2 separate regions of the Homo sapiens genome follow, and region 2 is linked to region 1. A link is an interaction called in ENCODE POLR2A ChIA-PET data of the cell type or tissue named here. Cell type or tissue: IMR-90. All regions are shown on one strand.

The links. Peaks named below come from ENCODE experiments on the same cell type or tissue, not always from the same donor. Only the 100,000 strongest peaks of a DNase experiment are listed, where the experiment ranks them.
Region 2: POLR2A ChIA-PET joins it to region 1 with 5 read pairs; 2 of 35 experiments call an interaction of 5 or more read pairs at or near these places.

The regions. Positions count from the first base shown.
Region 1 is chr4:158,897,910-158,905,909 of GRCh38, forward strand. It overlaps FNIP2 (folliculin interacting protein 2), which reads left to right. Exons shown (of 17, transcript NM_020840.3): 17 at 6,557-8,000. The coding sequence ends at 6,635. All of the region lies in intron 4 of SPMIP2 (sperm microtubule inner protein 2), which reads right to left. Among named protein-coding and RNA genes, the nearest start is that of FNIP2, 130 kb to the left of the region's middle. RefSeq lists enhancers at 3,994-4,859, 4,860-5,725. In IMR-90, no CTCF peak of the experiment used is centred here; a DNase peak (open chromatin) is centred at 4,892; H3K27ac peaks cover 572 bases.
Region 2 is chr4:159,074,463-159,082,462 of GRCh38, forward strand. It overlaps a transcript of SPMIP2 not described here. Among named protein-coding and RNA genes, the nearest start is that of RAPGEF2, 25 kb to the right of the region's middle. RefSeq lists an enhancer at 3,289-3,438. In IMR-90, no CTCF peak of the experiment used is centred here; no DNase peak of the experiment used is centred here.

The DNA.
Region 1 (8,000 bases):
GCCCATGCCTATGCCTGAATGGTATTGCCTAGGTTTTCTTCTAGGGTTTTTATGGTTTTAGGTCTTACATTTAAGTCTTTAATCCATCTTGAGTTAATTTTTGTAAAAGGTGTAATGAAGGGTTCCAGTTTCAGTTTTCTGCATATGGCTAGCCAGTTTTCCCAACACCATTTATTAAATAGGGAATCCTTTCCCCACTGCTTGTTTTTGTCAGGTTTGTCAAAGATCAGATGGTTGTAGATGTGTGGTGGTATTTCTGAGGCCTCAGTTCTGTTCCATTGGTCTGTATATCTGTTTTGGTACCAATACCGTGCTGTTTTGGTTACCGTAGCCTTGTTGTATAGTTTGAAGGCAGGTAGCATGATGCCTCCAGCTTTGTTCTTTTTGCTTAGGATTGCCTTGGCTATGCAGGCTCTTTTTTGGTTCCATATGAAATTTAAAATAGTTTTTTCCAGTTCTGTGAAGAACATCCATGGGAGCTTGATGGGGATAGCATTGCATCTATAAATTACTTTGGGGAGTATGGCCATTTTCACAATATTGATTCTTCCTATCCATGAGCATGGAATGTTCTTCCATTTATTTGTGTCCTCTCTTATTTCCTTGAGCAGTGGTTTGCAGTTCTCCTTGAAGAGGTCCTTCACATCTCTTGTAAGTTATATTACTAGGTATTTTATTCTCTTTGTAGCAATTGTGAATAGGAGTTCACTTGTGATTTGGCTCTCTGTCTGTTATTGGTGTATAGGAACGCATGTGATTTTTGCACATTGATTTTGTATCCTGAGACTTTGCTGAAGTTGCTTATCAGCTTAAGGAGATTTTGGGCTGAAATGTTGGGGTTTTCCAAATATACAATCATGTCATCTGCAAACAGAGACAATTTGACTTCCTCTCTTCCTATTTGAATACGCTTTATTTCTTTCTCTTGCATGATTGTCCTGGCCAGAACTTCCAATACTATGTTGAATAGTTGAATAGGAGTGGTGAGAGAGAGCATCCTTGTCTTGTGCTGGTTTCCAAAGGGAATTCTTCCAGTTTTTGCCCATTCAGTATGATATTGGCTGTGGGTTTGTCAGAAATAGCTCTTATTATTTTGGGATACGTTCCCTCAATACCTAGTTTATTGAGAGTTTATAGCTTGAAGTGGTGTTGAGTTTTGTCGAAGGCCTTTTCTGCATCTATTGAGATGAGATAATCATCTGGTTTTTGTCACTGGTTTTGTTTATGCGATGGATTACCTTTATTGATTTGTGTATGTTGAACCAGTCTTGCATCCCAGGGATGAAGCCAGCTGGATCGTGGTGGATAAGCTTTTTGATGTGCTGCTGGATTCAGTTTGCCAGTGTTTTATTGAGGATTTTTGCATTGATGTTCATCAGGGATATTGGCCTGACATTTTCTTTTTTTGTTGGGTCTCTGCCAGGTTTTGCTTTCAGGATGATGCTGGCCTGGCCTCATAAAATGAGTTAGGCAGAAGTCCCTCTTTTTCTATTGTTTGGAATAGTTTCAGAAGGAATGGTACCAGCTCCTGTACACTCTGGTAGAATTTGGCTGTGAATCCATCTGGTCCTGGACATTTTTTGGTTGGTAGGCTATTAATTACTGCCTCAATTTCAGAACTTGTTATCAGTCTATTCAGGGATTTGACTTCTTCCTAGTTTAGACTTGGGAGGGTGTATGTGCCCAGGAATTTATCCATTTCTTCTAGATTTTCTAGTTTATTTGAGTAGAGGTGTTTATAGTATTCTCTGATGTTAGTTTGTATTTCTGTGGGATCAGTGGTGATCTCCCCTTTATCATTTTTTGTTGCATCTATTTGAATATTCTCTTCTTTCTTCTTTATTAGTCTGGCTAGTGGTCTATTTTGTTGATCTTTTCAAAAAACCAGCTCCTGGATTCATTGATTTTTTGAAGGGTTTTTTGTGTCTCTATCTCGTTCAGTTCTGCTCTGATCTTAGTTATTTCTTGTCTTCTGCTAGCTTTTGAATTTGTTTGCTCTTGCTTCTCTAGTTCTTTTAATTGTGATGTTAGGGTGTCGATTTTAGATCTTTCCTGCTTTCTCTTGTGGGCATTTAGTGCTATAAATTTCCCTCTAAACACTGCTTTAAATGTGTCCTAAAGATTCGGGTACACTGTGTCATTGTTCTCATTGGTTTCAAAGAACTTTTATTTCTGCCTTCATTTCGTTATGTACCCAGTAGTCATTCAGGAGCAGGTTGTACAGTTTCCATGTAGTTGTGTGGTTTTGAGTGAGTTTCTTAATCCTGAGTTCTAATTTGATTGCACTGTGGTCTGAGAGACTGTTATGATTTCCATTCTTTTGCATTTGCCGAGGAGTGTTTTACTTCCAATTTTGTGGTCAATTTTAGAATAAGTGTGATGAGGTGCTGAGAAGAATGTACATTCTGTTGATTTGGGGTGGAGAGTTCTGTAGATGTCTATTAGGTCTGCTTGGTCCAGAGCTGAGTTCAAGTCCTGAATACCCTGTTAATTTTCTGTCTCGTTGATCTAATATTGACAGTGGGGTGTTAAAGTCTCCCATTATTATTGTGTGGGAGCCTAAGTCTCTTTGTAGCTCTTTAAGAACTTGCTTTATGAATCTGGGTCCTTCTGTATTGGTTGCATGTAGATTTAGGATAGTTAGCTCTTCTGGTTGCATTGATCCCTTTACCATTATGTAATGCCCTTCTTTGTCTCTTTGATCTTTGTTGGTTTAAAGTCTGTTTTATCAGGACTAGGACTACAACCCCTACTTTTTTTCACTTTCCATTTGCTTGTAGATCTTCCTCCATCTCTTTATTTTGAGTCTGTGTATGTGTTTGCACGTGAGATGTGTCTCCTGAATACAGCACAATCATGGGTCTTGACTCTTTATCCAGTTTGCCAGTCTGTGTCTTTTAATTGGGGCATTTAGCCCGTATTTGATTTAAGGTTAATATTGTTATATGTGAATGTGATCCTGTCATTATGATGCTAGTTGGTTTTTTTGCCCGTTAGTTGATGCAGTTTCTTCATAGTGTTGATGGTCTTTACAATTTGGTATGTTTTTGCAGTGGCTGGTACCGCTTTTTCCTTTCCATGTAGTGCTTCCTTCAGGAGCTCTTGTAAGGCAGGCCTGGTGGTGACAGAATCTCTCAGCATTTGCTTGTCTGTAAAGGATTTTATTTCTCCTTTGCTTGTGAAGCTTAGTTTGGCTGGATATGAAATTCTGGGTTGAAATTTTTTTTTTTTTTTTTTTTTTGAGACAGAGTCTTGCTCTGTTGCCCAGGCTGGAGTGCAGTGGCGTGATCTTAGCTCACTGCAACCTCCGCCCCTCCAGGTTTAAGCAATTCTCTGCCTCAGCGTCCAGAGTAGCTGGGATTACAGGCGTGTGCCACGAAAATTCTTTTAAGAATGTTGAATATTGGCCCCCACTCTCTTCTGGCTTGTAGGGTTTCTGCAGAGATCTGCTGTTAGTCTGATGGGCTTCCCTTTGTGGGTAACCTGACCTCTCTCTGGCTGCCCTTAACATTTTTTTCCTTCATTTCAACCTCCGTGAATCTGACCATTATGTGTCTTGGGGTTGCTCTTCTCGAGGAGTATCTTTGTGGTGTTCTCTGTATTTCCTGAATTTGAATGTTGGCCTGCCTTGCTAGGTTGGGGACATTCTCCTGGATAATAACCTGAAGTGTGTTTTCCAACTTGGTTCCATTCTCCCTGTCACTTTCAGGTATACCAATCAAACGTAGATTTGGTCTTTTCACATAGTCTCATATTTCTTGGAGGCTTTGTTCGTTTGTTTTCATTTTTTCTGTAATCTTGTCTTCACGCTTTATTTCATTAAGTTGATCTTCAATCTCTGATAGCCTTTCTTCTGCTTGATTGATCCAGCTATTGATACTTGTGTATGCTTCATGAAGTTCTCGTGCTGTGTTTTTCAGCTCCATCAGGTCATTTATGTTCTTCTCTAAGCTAGTTATTCTAGTTAGCAATTCACCTAACCTTTTTTCAAGGTTCTTAGCTTCCTTGCATTGGGTTAGAACATGCTTCTTTAGCTCAGAGGAGTTTGTTATTACCCACCTTCTGAAGCCTACTTCTGTCAATTCATCAAACTCAATTCTCCATCCAGTTTTGTTCCCTTGCTGGTGAGGAGCTGTGATCCTTTGGAGGAGAGAGCATTCTGGTTTTTTGAATTTTCAGCCTTTTTGCCCAGGTTTCTCCCCATCTTCATGGATTTATCTACCTTTGGTCTTTTACGTTGGTGACCTTCGGATGGGGTCTCTGAGTGGACGTCCTTTTTGTTGATGTTGATGTGGCTGTTTTCTGCTTGTTAATTTTCCTTCTAACAGGCCTGTCTGCTGCAGGTCTGCTGTGGTTTGTTGGAGGTCCACTACAGACCCTGTTTGCCTGGGTATCACCAGCGGAGGCTGTAGAACAGCAAAGATTGCTGCCTGTTCCTTCCTCTGGAAGCTTCGTCCCAGAGGGGCACCCACCAGATTCCAGCCAGAGCTCTCCTGTATGAGGTTCTGTCGGCCCCTACTGGGAGGTGTCTCCCAGTCAGGATACACAGGGGTCAGGGATCCACTTGAGGAGGCAGTCTGACCCTTAGCAGAGCTCAAACGCTGTGTGGGGGATCCACTGCTGTCTTCAGAGTTATCAGGCAGGGATGTTTAAGTCTGCTGAAGCTGTGCCTACAGCCGCCCCTTCCCCCAGGTGCTCTGTCCCAAAGAGATGGGGGTTTTATCTATAAACCCCTAACTGGGGCTGCTGCCTTTTTTTCAGAGATGCCCTGCCCAGAGAGGAGGAATCTAGAGAGGCAGTCTGGCCCCAGTGGCCTTGCTGAGAGCTGCAGTGGGCTCCGCCCAGTTTGAACTTCCAGGCAGCTTTGTTTACACTGTGAGGCTAAACCGCTTACTCAAGTCTCAGCAATGGTGGATGCCCCTCCCCCAACCAACCTCAAACGTCCCAGGTCGACCTCAGACTGCTGTGCTGGCAGTGAGAATTTCAAGCCAGTGGATCTTAGCTTGCTGGCTCTGTGGGCATGGGACCCACTGAGCCAGACCACTCGGCTCCCTGGCTTCAGCCCCCTTTCCAGGGGAGTGAACCGTTCTGTCTCGCTAGCATTCCGGGTGCCACTGAGGTATGGAAAAAAAACTCTTGCAGCTAGCTCAGTGTCTGCCCAAATGGCCGCCCAGTTTTGTGCTTGAAACCCAGGGCCCTGATTGTGTACACACCAAAGGGAATCTCCTGGTCTGTGGGTCATGAAGACCATGGGAAAAGTGCAGTATCCAGACTGCAGTGCAGATATTGAGTTCCTCACGGCTTCCCTTGGGTAGGGGAAACAATTCCCTGAACCCTTGCACTTCCCGAGTAAGGCAACACCCCACCCTCCTTCTACTTGCCCTCTGTGGGCTGCACCCAGTGTCCAGCCACTCCCAATGAGATGAGCCGGGTACATCAGTTGGAAATACAGAAATCACCCACCTTCTGCGTCGATCTTGCTGGGAGCTGCAGACCAGAGCTGTTCCTATTCGGCCGTCTTGCCTTATTAGATTTTCCATTGCCAAATGTGTGCCTTACATTTCAAGGGCTTTACCCCATCCTTGACCCTTACAGGTGTGCATCAACACGTGTAATCATAAGCTTTTATTCCCCTTTGCACTCATCTCTAGGTCCTCTTAGTGCATTATTAGTGGACTCATGTTCATCCTTCCTTTATCCCCTTCCTCCCGTAGTCAGGGCCAGTAGCACTAAAAGTACTAGAGAACTTCTGTGCACTCTGAAATCAGATCTGTATGTAGCATTACTGGAGAAGGACTAGAAAACCCCATGAGGTAATGCCAGATACTGTTTTATTTTTACTTTGAGGAATTCAAGGGTAAGGATTAGGACATAGTCCACAAACTGAAACAGTTCAATTTTTTTTTTTCATGACACCTGGCATCATTTTTAGCCAGTGCCCATACTGTATCCACCTCTGCTGTAAGAGAGGCAGCCAAAGCTGTGTCCATTTGAAACCATGATGTCTCTTAACCCAGTACCTTTTAGTGTCACTTTGCTCTCAGAATCTTGTGGCTTAAATGCTCAGTGAGGATCCCAGTATAAACTTTGAACAAATTCCCAATGTTTTTTAAGAAATTGCTACCATCATCGTTTTTCTAAGACCAATTTGAACTTAGGTGAAAAATCAGTATGCATTTAGAAGTGTTGACTGGAAGAATGAGTTTATAATGGAGAATACCTTAAAGTATGATACAATGAAGTTATATAGGGAATACAGGAAAGTTAGAAAGTCTGGTGACCCCTGCCAAGGGAAAAAGAGCTTTATGTCCACACACAGGCACAACACACTTCCTGTATTTCTCTCCCTTTGCCTCCCTGGTCAGTGTCCACTGGAATATTTTATTAAAAGAGTAAGTTTATTATCCTTCCATCTGTTTTGCTTTTTCATTAGTTTTAAATGATAATCTATCAAACTTAGTACCTAGAAATAATACTTTCTCATAAAAAGAAATAATACTTTCTCATAAAACCATGCTCTTTTAAAGTAATATTCTTTTCTTTTCTCAATATTCAGGATTGAATCCAACGACCTGCCTCTGTTGACTGCTATTGCCAGTACTCATTCTCCTTATGTGGCTCAAATACTCTTATAAGCTAAAGCTCAGGACAGTTCTTCCTTGGAAGAAAAAAATCAAATTCTCAACTGAAGGAGAAAGGAATAAGCTCTCTGTGATGTCAAAAGCATGAGAAGAGCAAACAGAAACAGTCATTCCACCTTTTTGTTTTGTGTTTTTGCTGTCAAGCTGATGCTTCATTGAAGACTTAGGTTTACTTGACATAATAGCATTTGTGATTGTCGTGAACACTTTAGGCCATTTGTTACCCATGAATCAACAAAGAAACTGACCTTTTTGGTAGGAGGAAACATAAGCACTAAACACTAAGCTGTTGCAACAGATTGCCTTGTGCTGTTTGGGCAGAATAAAGACAAGTGACTTGAGCGGGGTGGTCAGCAGTGTACATAATATTCCAGTAGGAAACTGCTTCCAAGTTTAAGCATGAGCTCCCCAAACTGGAGAAAACATATTTTGCTATTCTGAGACAACAATCAGAATACAGACTTTGGATTCCAGGTCACAGTTTGCTTTTTAGACAAGGTAAAGCAAAGAAAGCCACATTGTGCCATCTTCAGCTCCAGTGGCTTTAGCAGTGACTGTTTGACATAAAACATGTAAGAATTGCTTGTTGGGAAGAGTGCTTTAGGGACCCACTGTTTTCATTTCTTCTTGGAGTTTACCTTGTTTCAGATGCAGCCATGGGTAGGTCAGAGATGGATTGTTGGTGCAATAAACCCAAGAATCAATGTAGCCTCTTAATCCCATCAAGATGTAGTTTGTAGCAGCAAAGTGTACAGTCTGAAACCGTATGTTTTATCCTTATATTTTAGAGCTTTCAGCAGCCTTTTTAAGAGAGGCCACTTACCAAAGTTATTTCTATAAGCTCAAGAGTGTTTCGGTTGGTAAGTTCTTCCAGCTGAAGCCACTTTTTCCTTATAGTTAATACAAATGACTATTTTTACTTTAAAAGGCACAGCTGTCCTGGTGGGAAATGAAACCTGCAGCAGTTCAGGATGACTAATGAAAGCAATTAGCTTGAACATTTAGAAAAAATTCATATATGATCTAAATTTTTATATTATCATTTCTGTGCCTTCTAATTCCTGCATCCTTTTCAAAACATCTTTCCAGACATTAACTTACACATTGTATAAAACCGACCAAAATGATTTCCTAAAGTTCATGCAAAAAAAAAAAAAAAACAACCTAATTTTCTGTTAATATAAAAGAAACTTCAGTTTACTGACCGTGAAACAGACTATGTACTGACATCCAGGGTAAAGTAAAAGACTTTTAAATATTGGTCATTAAAGGACAGGAGCTAAGCTAGCAAAGCAAAACATCTTTAGCACTTTGCAGATCTCAAGCAGTTAACCAGGCTCTGATTCCCTTCCACTGTTT
Region 2 (8,000 bases), 180 kb after region 1:
AGCCCCAAGGTTACATTTATCAGTTATTCATTCAAGAAGAGGACAAGCCACTTCCCTCCAATTTGGGAAGTTCTGGGTACAGAATTCTTATTAGTCTGGCTTAGAGTGCAGCTTCACCTTGTGAAGTTATCCTTATTCTAAGGGATAGTAGGAATATAAGTGACCCACCATGATCCTGGGGTGGTTTTTGCAGTGAGTGGGGCAATGTGTAATGGAGCACATGTTTTACAATCTCAACAGAAGCAGGAGGTTGACCAGAAGAAGGAGGATATTGAATCTGGGAGGCAGATGAAAATATTAACTATACAGTCCATTATATTATTCATGTTAAGAATTTGTATCAACCAGAGACCCTCATAACATGAGGTAAGATGGGACACTCACATTAGGGATTTTCAAGAGAGCTTAATAAAGAGACTATTTACAAGGATGCAAGGGGGATGTGGGGAAACCACAGTGATGCAATTTCTTGGGGCTGGTAAGAGCAAGGGCCTTACCAATCTGAAGTCTGGTCAAGGATGGAGCCCTTGCCCTCTCACAGTGACCACCTTAGGGAGGGACATGGGGAATAAATACTTCAAACTCTTGCTGTCCTTCTCTCCCATCTCCTGCTGATGTACTCTATTAGTTGAACCTGCCTAGAAGCAAGCAAACAACAGAGTCCATTGATGTAGTCCTTATAGGTCAGCCTACCAGTGCAGGGACGAGAGTGGAAATGGGTGGTGATCTGGAGGGTCAAACAGAAAATTTGCAGCATGGCCTTATTTACCTACAGACAGATACACATGCATATACATGTACATTTCATGTGACAGAAACAACCATGTAACCGAATATTCAATTTAGTCATATACATAAATATGTCAATGAGATATTATCCGTGATATTCAAAGATTAACTTGTCATCAAGTATTGTGTAAACAAAATCTAAAGGTTATTATTTTCCTTTAACATTTTTTTCTAACCATACTTTAAAATACCACTGCATTGTATTGGATCATTTTGTAATTGTGTTTCTATAATGATGAGAGATTTCTAGTAGATGAGTGGCCTGGAAAAAATTCAAAGAGACAGCGTGGCATAATGAAAGCTTTTAGAGGTGGGCCAACTTGGATTTGAATCCTGTGTGATAATCTTGGTCACTTTAACTTCATCTGTGCCAACAGCGTGTAGGACAAAGCAATCATATCTGGTGACAGGATGTGTCATAGACCAATACTCAGGGACTTCCACTATGCATAAATCACCAACATTCACATTTTTAGATCCAATTAAAATAGTGATGCCATGACTATCAAGCATCAAGCAGAACATAATTTGACTCATCTTTTTTTTTTTTTTAAATTCTGAAAGCTCTTCAGTATTTTGTAATGAGGGCTCACAGTTTACAGTGATGAACATCCATGAGCGTTGGATAATGCTAAAACTTTTGCTTCACCATTTACAGCAGAAAAAAAACCCTGGCTGGTGGCACTAATTTTTTTTCCATGTAATCAAGAAGATTTTGCCACTAACTAGGCCTTTAAACCAATAGTTGGCTTTTAGTTTCTCTAATGATGGGGACGGTGGTGATGATGAGGATGATGCTGACATTTATAGGGTACTGTGTACTATGTGCTTCACACATGTTAATTCTCCCAACAACTGTGAGTCAGACACTATTGTCCCGATTTTACAGGTGAAGAACTTGCAGCTCAGAGGGTTATTAAAACAAGATCACACTTCCAATAAGCATTAAAACTTATCCTCAAACCTTGGTCTGTGTCATTCTAACACTTTCACTGATGGCTAAAGATTACCAACTCCCAAAAGATTGCTCTTTTGACCTATAGTTTTAATTCTGGGTGATAAGTTTACTCTGTTATTATTATACAGCATACAGCAAGCTATAATTAATTTCATGGTTACTTCTATTTTTGTAACTGCTGTTTTGATTTCTATTAGTTGAAATATCTATCTATGTAATGTCTTGTTACTAGAATAGTAATGGGACAACCAGCATATCATGAAAAAACCCAGCATATTATGAAAAGCATTTTATTTTAAATGCCTAATAAAAGCATGTTATTTTCATTTACAGTTTGAATACATGTTCACAATTTAAAATATAGGAAAAGTAGGGGTAAAGTCCTGATGTCCATTTTTTAATGGTAATAAACAGTAATAAATACTTTAAAACATACTTAAACAATTTTTTCCTTCTTTTCTTTCTTTTTTTCTTTAGAGATAGAGTCTTGCTCTGTTGCCCAGGTTGGAGTATAGTAATACAATCATAGCTCACTGCAGCCTCAAACTCCTGGGCTCAAAGGATTCTCCCACCTCAGCCTCCAGAGTCGCTGGGATTACAGACATGCATCACCATTCCTGGCACTAAACAGATTTTTTTTTTTTTTGAGATGGAGTCTCGCTCTTGCCCAGGCTGGAGTGTAATGGTGCCGTCTCGGCTCACTGCAGCCTCCACCTCCTAGGTTAGACCGATTCTCCTGCCTCAGCCTCCCGAATATCTGGGATTACAGGCACCTGCCACCATGCCTGGGTAATTTTTGTATTTTTAGCAGAGACAGGATTTTGCCATGTTGGCCAGGATGGTTTCGAACTCCTGACCTCAGGTGATCTGCCCACCTTGGCCTCCCAAAGTGCTAGGATTACAGGCGCGAGCCACTGCGCCTGGCCTAAACAGATTTTCTTTTTTTTTGAGACAGAGTTTCGCTCTTGTTGCGCAGGCTGGAGTACAATGGTGCGGTCTCGGCTCACCACAACCACAATCTCCGCCTCCCAGGTTCAAGTGATTCTCGTGCCTCAGCCTCCCAAGTAGCTGGGATTACAGGTGCCTGCCACCACGCCTGGCTAATTTTTGCATTATTAGTAGAGATGGGGTTTCTCCATGTTGGTCAGGCTGGTCTCAAACTCCTGACCTCAGGTGATCTGCCGCCTCGGCCTCCCAAAGTGCTGGGATTACAAGTGTGAGCCATCACACCTGGCCCAGATTTTCTTTTAATGTGTTTTTCTTAGGAGGGTTTTTCTTGGGAGGGAAGGTTAGCTTCTTTGGTTTCTAACCCAACGTTTGAGGTTAGTAATACTTTCTTATAAATTACTCTCATTATTTAATAAGATGGCATGCTTTATAAACCCAGCTGTATTAGAAATGTATAATCAAATTTTTCTTTTACACTTTTAAAATTTATTGAAAAATTTCTTTCCTTAAAGCAGATGTTACCAAACTCAGGAGACCAAAGTCCCATTGGTTAATTCATTTCGAACTCAGTGTTAAAGCATGATACAAAGAGATCTTTAATTACCTAGAAAGAAACTCTTAGGTAACAGAGTGATGATGACTAATATACTGGAAACAAAATGAAAACAGAAGCTTTCAATTTAATGGAACAAAGTAATATCCTGTCAAATAAAGTACTGAAACTGAGATATGTAAACCAATGCTATTACGGTAGCAAACAGGTGGCACTTTCATTTTCTTTTCCAATTACCAAAGAGGGGATGTAATCAAGAGTCTCAAGTTTATATATAAATAACATAGAAAAAAAGGCAAGCTACCTCTAAAAATCATATTTTTAAATGTGAAAAAAAGCAGAGGACTGGGGAGACAGATATTTGAAAGTTAAATCTAAACTTTGATTTTATTTTTTTGATTTTGCTTCAAAAATTAAATGGAAAGTAAAGGGGGAAAATCGGAAAGAACAGCATACAAATAATGTTTGTTAAAGAAAGTTTTCAGTGTATTATGTATTTTACGTCATGATTCCTGTGCAGTCATGAGCACCAAAGCTTGCTCTGAGATCCAGAACAGTGCCTGGCTTTGTAGTACATCTCCAATAAATATCCCTTAAATAAATAAATAAATCCCCAAGCAATTGGCAGGAATCCAGACTAGAACTTGATAGCACTAGTTCTACACCAAGTTTCTGAATTTCGAAAAGATGAGAGTGCGGAGTTCCTACTGGCATGGAAATGGCTCTGTCCTAAGGGCAAATAGTGCCCCAGTGGAGAAACACTGAGGGCTTCAAGACTTCCTCTACTCAAATGCCAATATTTTTCATATAAGCACTTCACTAAGTTGGTCAGCACTTTTTATCTTAGGCTGAATAAATTTGAGAGAACCTTCCAAAGCCTGGGTATTTAATGGAGAATGGCTGAGGGTTAGAAGGTGAAGAAAGCTTGATGACTGCATGGGTGGATTGTAAGGAAAGACATGGGATTGTGTGGGTGGATTGTAAGGAAAAGCAGGAAGTAAAAAGACAAATTTCTCACTTGACATTGGAGATAGAGGTGGTCCTACACAACTTGAACATTACCTAGTTTCCTAGATCAATATGATCCAGTGGACAAACTAATTTGTCATGTAAAAACCAACTGGAGGCCAGGCATGGTGGCTCATGCCTGTAATCCCAGCACTTTGGGAGGCTGAGGCGGGTGAATCACTTGAGGTCAGGAGTTTGAGACCAGCTTGGCCAACACAGTGAAACCCCATCTCTACTAAAAATACAGAAATTAGCTGGGTGTGGTGGTGCAAGCCTGTAATCCCAGCTACTCAGGAAGCTGAGACAGGAGAATCACTTGAACCTGGGAGGTGGAGGTCGCAGTGAGCTGAGATCATGCCATAGCACTCCAACCTGGGTGACAGAGTGAGATCCCATCTCAAAAATAAATAAATAAATAATAATAATAATAACTGGAAACTTTAAAACACTGTCATGGTGTGTTTGTGTCCCTCCCAAAATTCATGTGTTGACATCCTAACCTCCAAAGTGATGTTTTTTAGAGGTGTGGCCTTTAGGGAGGCAATTAGGTCATGAGGGCTCCACCCACATGAATGGAATTAGTGGCCAAAAAAAGAGACTCCAGAGAGCTTCCTTGCCCCTTCCACCATGTGAGGACACAGCAAGAAGCTGCCTTCTAAGAAATCAGGAAACTGATCCTCACCAGACACCGAATCTGCTGGTGCACACCCTGTTCTCAGGCTTTCTAGCTTCCAGAACTGCGAGAAATAAATTTCTGTTTTTTATAAGCTACCCAGTTCCAGGTATTTTGTTATAGCAGCCTGAGCAGGCTAAGACAAATATACTGATTTCTGTTCAAGAAGTCTTCTAGTCAAGAAGACTTGGGGTTTTTGTATTGGCTGTTTTCATGGCAAATTGTTTGGTTTTACCAAGCCAGAGATCAACCATATATTTAAAGCACAAAAATTTGGAATCCTGAATTTCATTTGGTTTCTGCTTTAATTTGGTGTTCTATGTGAGTTCTATATTTGGCACATGAAAATTGTCACAGGATATTACTTTTTACTTTTAATCACCTTTTGGTTTTGATTGTTCTTTCCTGCTTTTAATTAGATTTTTAGTAATAGGAAAAATGGGTTTGAGGAGAGTGTTTTTAAAAAACACTAATGCATTCTCAAGCTGAAAAAAAAGTAAAAATAGTAAAGCATTTTAATTTTAATTGTATTATTTATGTTACCTATGAAGCACTTCTCTAGCATTTAAATCCCACCTACAGTCTCAAAATGATCTTTTGCTTTATTCCATCATCTCCCATTATTATCAAATAATCAAATAATAATAAAAAGTGTCAAATAATAATAATGGGAAATGGGAATAATAGTGAGAATCCCAGTTGTCTTTTGGCATGTCTTGATGTACAAAGTGACTGTACAGACTTTTTCTCTCGCCTCTAGAAGCTTACAATCTAGAAAAGATATATGCGTTCTGATACATGCACAACAAAGACTTTATTTATTTATTTATTTATTTATTTATTTTAAGATGGTCTCACTCCATTGCTCATGCTGGAATGCAATGGCACAATCACGGCTCACTGCCACCTCGAACTCCTGGGTTCACGTGATCCTCCCACCTCCACCTCCCAAGTAACCAGGACTATGGGCACAGGTTACCACACCAGGCTAATTAAAAAATTTTTTTTGTAGAGACAGGGGTCTCCCTATGCTGCCCAGGCTGGTCTTGAACTCCTGAGCTCAAGCAGTCCTCCTGCCTCGGGTCTCAAAGTGCTGACATTACAGGCATGAGCCCCTCATTGAGCCCCTTAATTGATTCTTGAGCTAATTCATAAATGGGCAGTAACTTATTGTGACATATAGATTAAAGCAGCGATTCCCCATTATTAACACTTTTGGTATCTCCTCATATGAGTGCCCCCCACCATCTATTTCTATTTCTATATGTATATATAGCTATACCTCTTTTTAAAAAACAACAAAATTGGGCTATCATGGTAAATTCAGGTGTGAAGTGTAATTTGTTTGTTTGTTTGTTTGTTTGAGACAGAGCCCAGGCTGGAGTGCAGTGGCACGATCTCGGCTCACTGCAAGCTCCACCTCCCAGGTTCACGCCGTTCTCCTGCCTCAGCCTCCTGAGTAGCTGGGACTACAGGCGCCCACCACCATGCCCGGCTAATTTTTTGTATTTTTAGTAGAGACGGGTTTTCACCGTGTTAGCCAGGATAGTCTCGATCTCCTAACCTTGTGATCCGCCTGCCTTGGCCTCCCAAAGTTCTGGGATTACAGGCACGAATGACTGTGCCCGGACTCTTTGTTTCTTTCTCTTTTTTTTTTTTTTTTTGAGACGGAGTCTCACTCTGTCACCCAGGCTGGAGTGCAGTGGCATGATCTTGGCTCACTGCAACCTCCACCTCCCGGGTTCAAGTGATTCTCCTGTCTCAGCCTCCCAAGTAGCTGGGATTACAGGTGCGCACCACTGCACCTGGCTAATTTTTTGTATTTTTAGTAGAGACGAGGTTTTGCCATGTTGGCCAGATTGGTCTTGAACTCCTGACCTCAGGTGCTTCAACCGCCTCAGCCACCCAAAGTGCAGGGATTACAGGCATGAGCCACCATGGCCAGCCGATTTTTTTCTTACTAAGCATATTGTGAGCAATACTCATGTTATTAAATAATTTTGAGAATGTAATTTTAGGCTGGTCATGGTGGCTCATGCCTGGAGTCCCAGCACTTTGGGACTGCAGGCAGGAGGATTGCTTAGGCTCAGGAGTTCAAGACCAGCCTAGGCAGCATTGGGAGACCCTTGTCTCTACAAAAAATATAAAAATTAGCTTGGTGTGGTGGCGCACTCCTGCAGTCCTAGCTACTTCGGAGGCTGAGATGAGATCACATGAGCCTAGGAGGTGGAGGTTGCAGTGAGCCATGTTTGCTCTGCACTCCACTGCACTCCAGCCTGGGTGACAGAGTGAGACTCTGTCTCCAAAAAGAGAGAGAGAGAAAAAAACAAAAAGAAAATGTGATTTTAAAGCTGTATTTTATTCTATTGCTTTAACATAATTTATTTAATAAGCCCTTTCTTGTTGAATATTAAGATTGTAACCACCTTTGCATTATTATAAACAGTGGTACAGTTAACTCTTATTTACTTATAACTAAATTTTAGAAGTGATATAATGAGTCAAGGAGGGCCTGGAATTCTGTGTACAGATTATTGGATTCTTGATTTTCTCATATTTTCCCATCCAGACTCTGCTGAAACTCAACACTTACTCATTTAATGAACCTGGTTTACATGAGAGTTCTTTAAAAGTTGTGCTTCTAGGCTGGACGTGGTGGCTCATGCCTGTAATCCCAACACTTTGGGAGGAGAAGGCGAGCAGATCACTTGAGGTCAGGAATTTGAGACCAGCCCGGCCAATATGGCAAAACCCTATCTCTGCTAAGAATGCAAAAAAAAAAAAAAAAAAAATTAGGTGGGCGTGGTGGCAGGCACCTGTAATCCCAGCTACTCTGGAAGCTGAGGCAGGAGAATCACTTGAACCTGGGAGGCAGAGGTTGCAGTGAGCTGAGATTGCACCATTGCACTCCAGCCTGGGTGACAGAGTGAGATTCCATCTCAAATAAATAAATAAATAAATAAATAAATGTTGTGCTTCTACTATGAGGAGATAAACCATAAAGAAGAAAATCAAGCAGAAAAATGAATAATCTAAATCTAACAATTCCACTTTTCTCTGTGTGTGTGTGT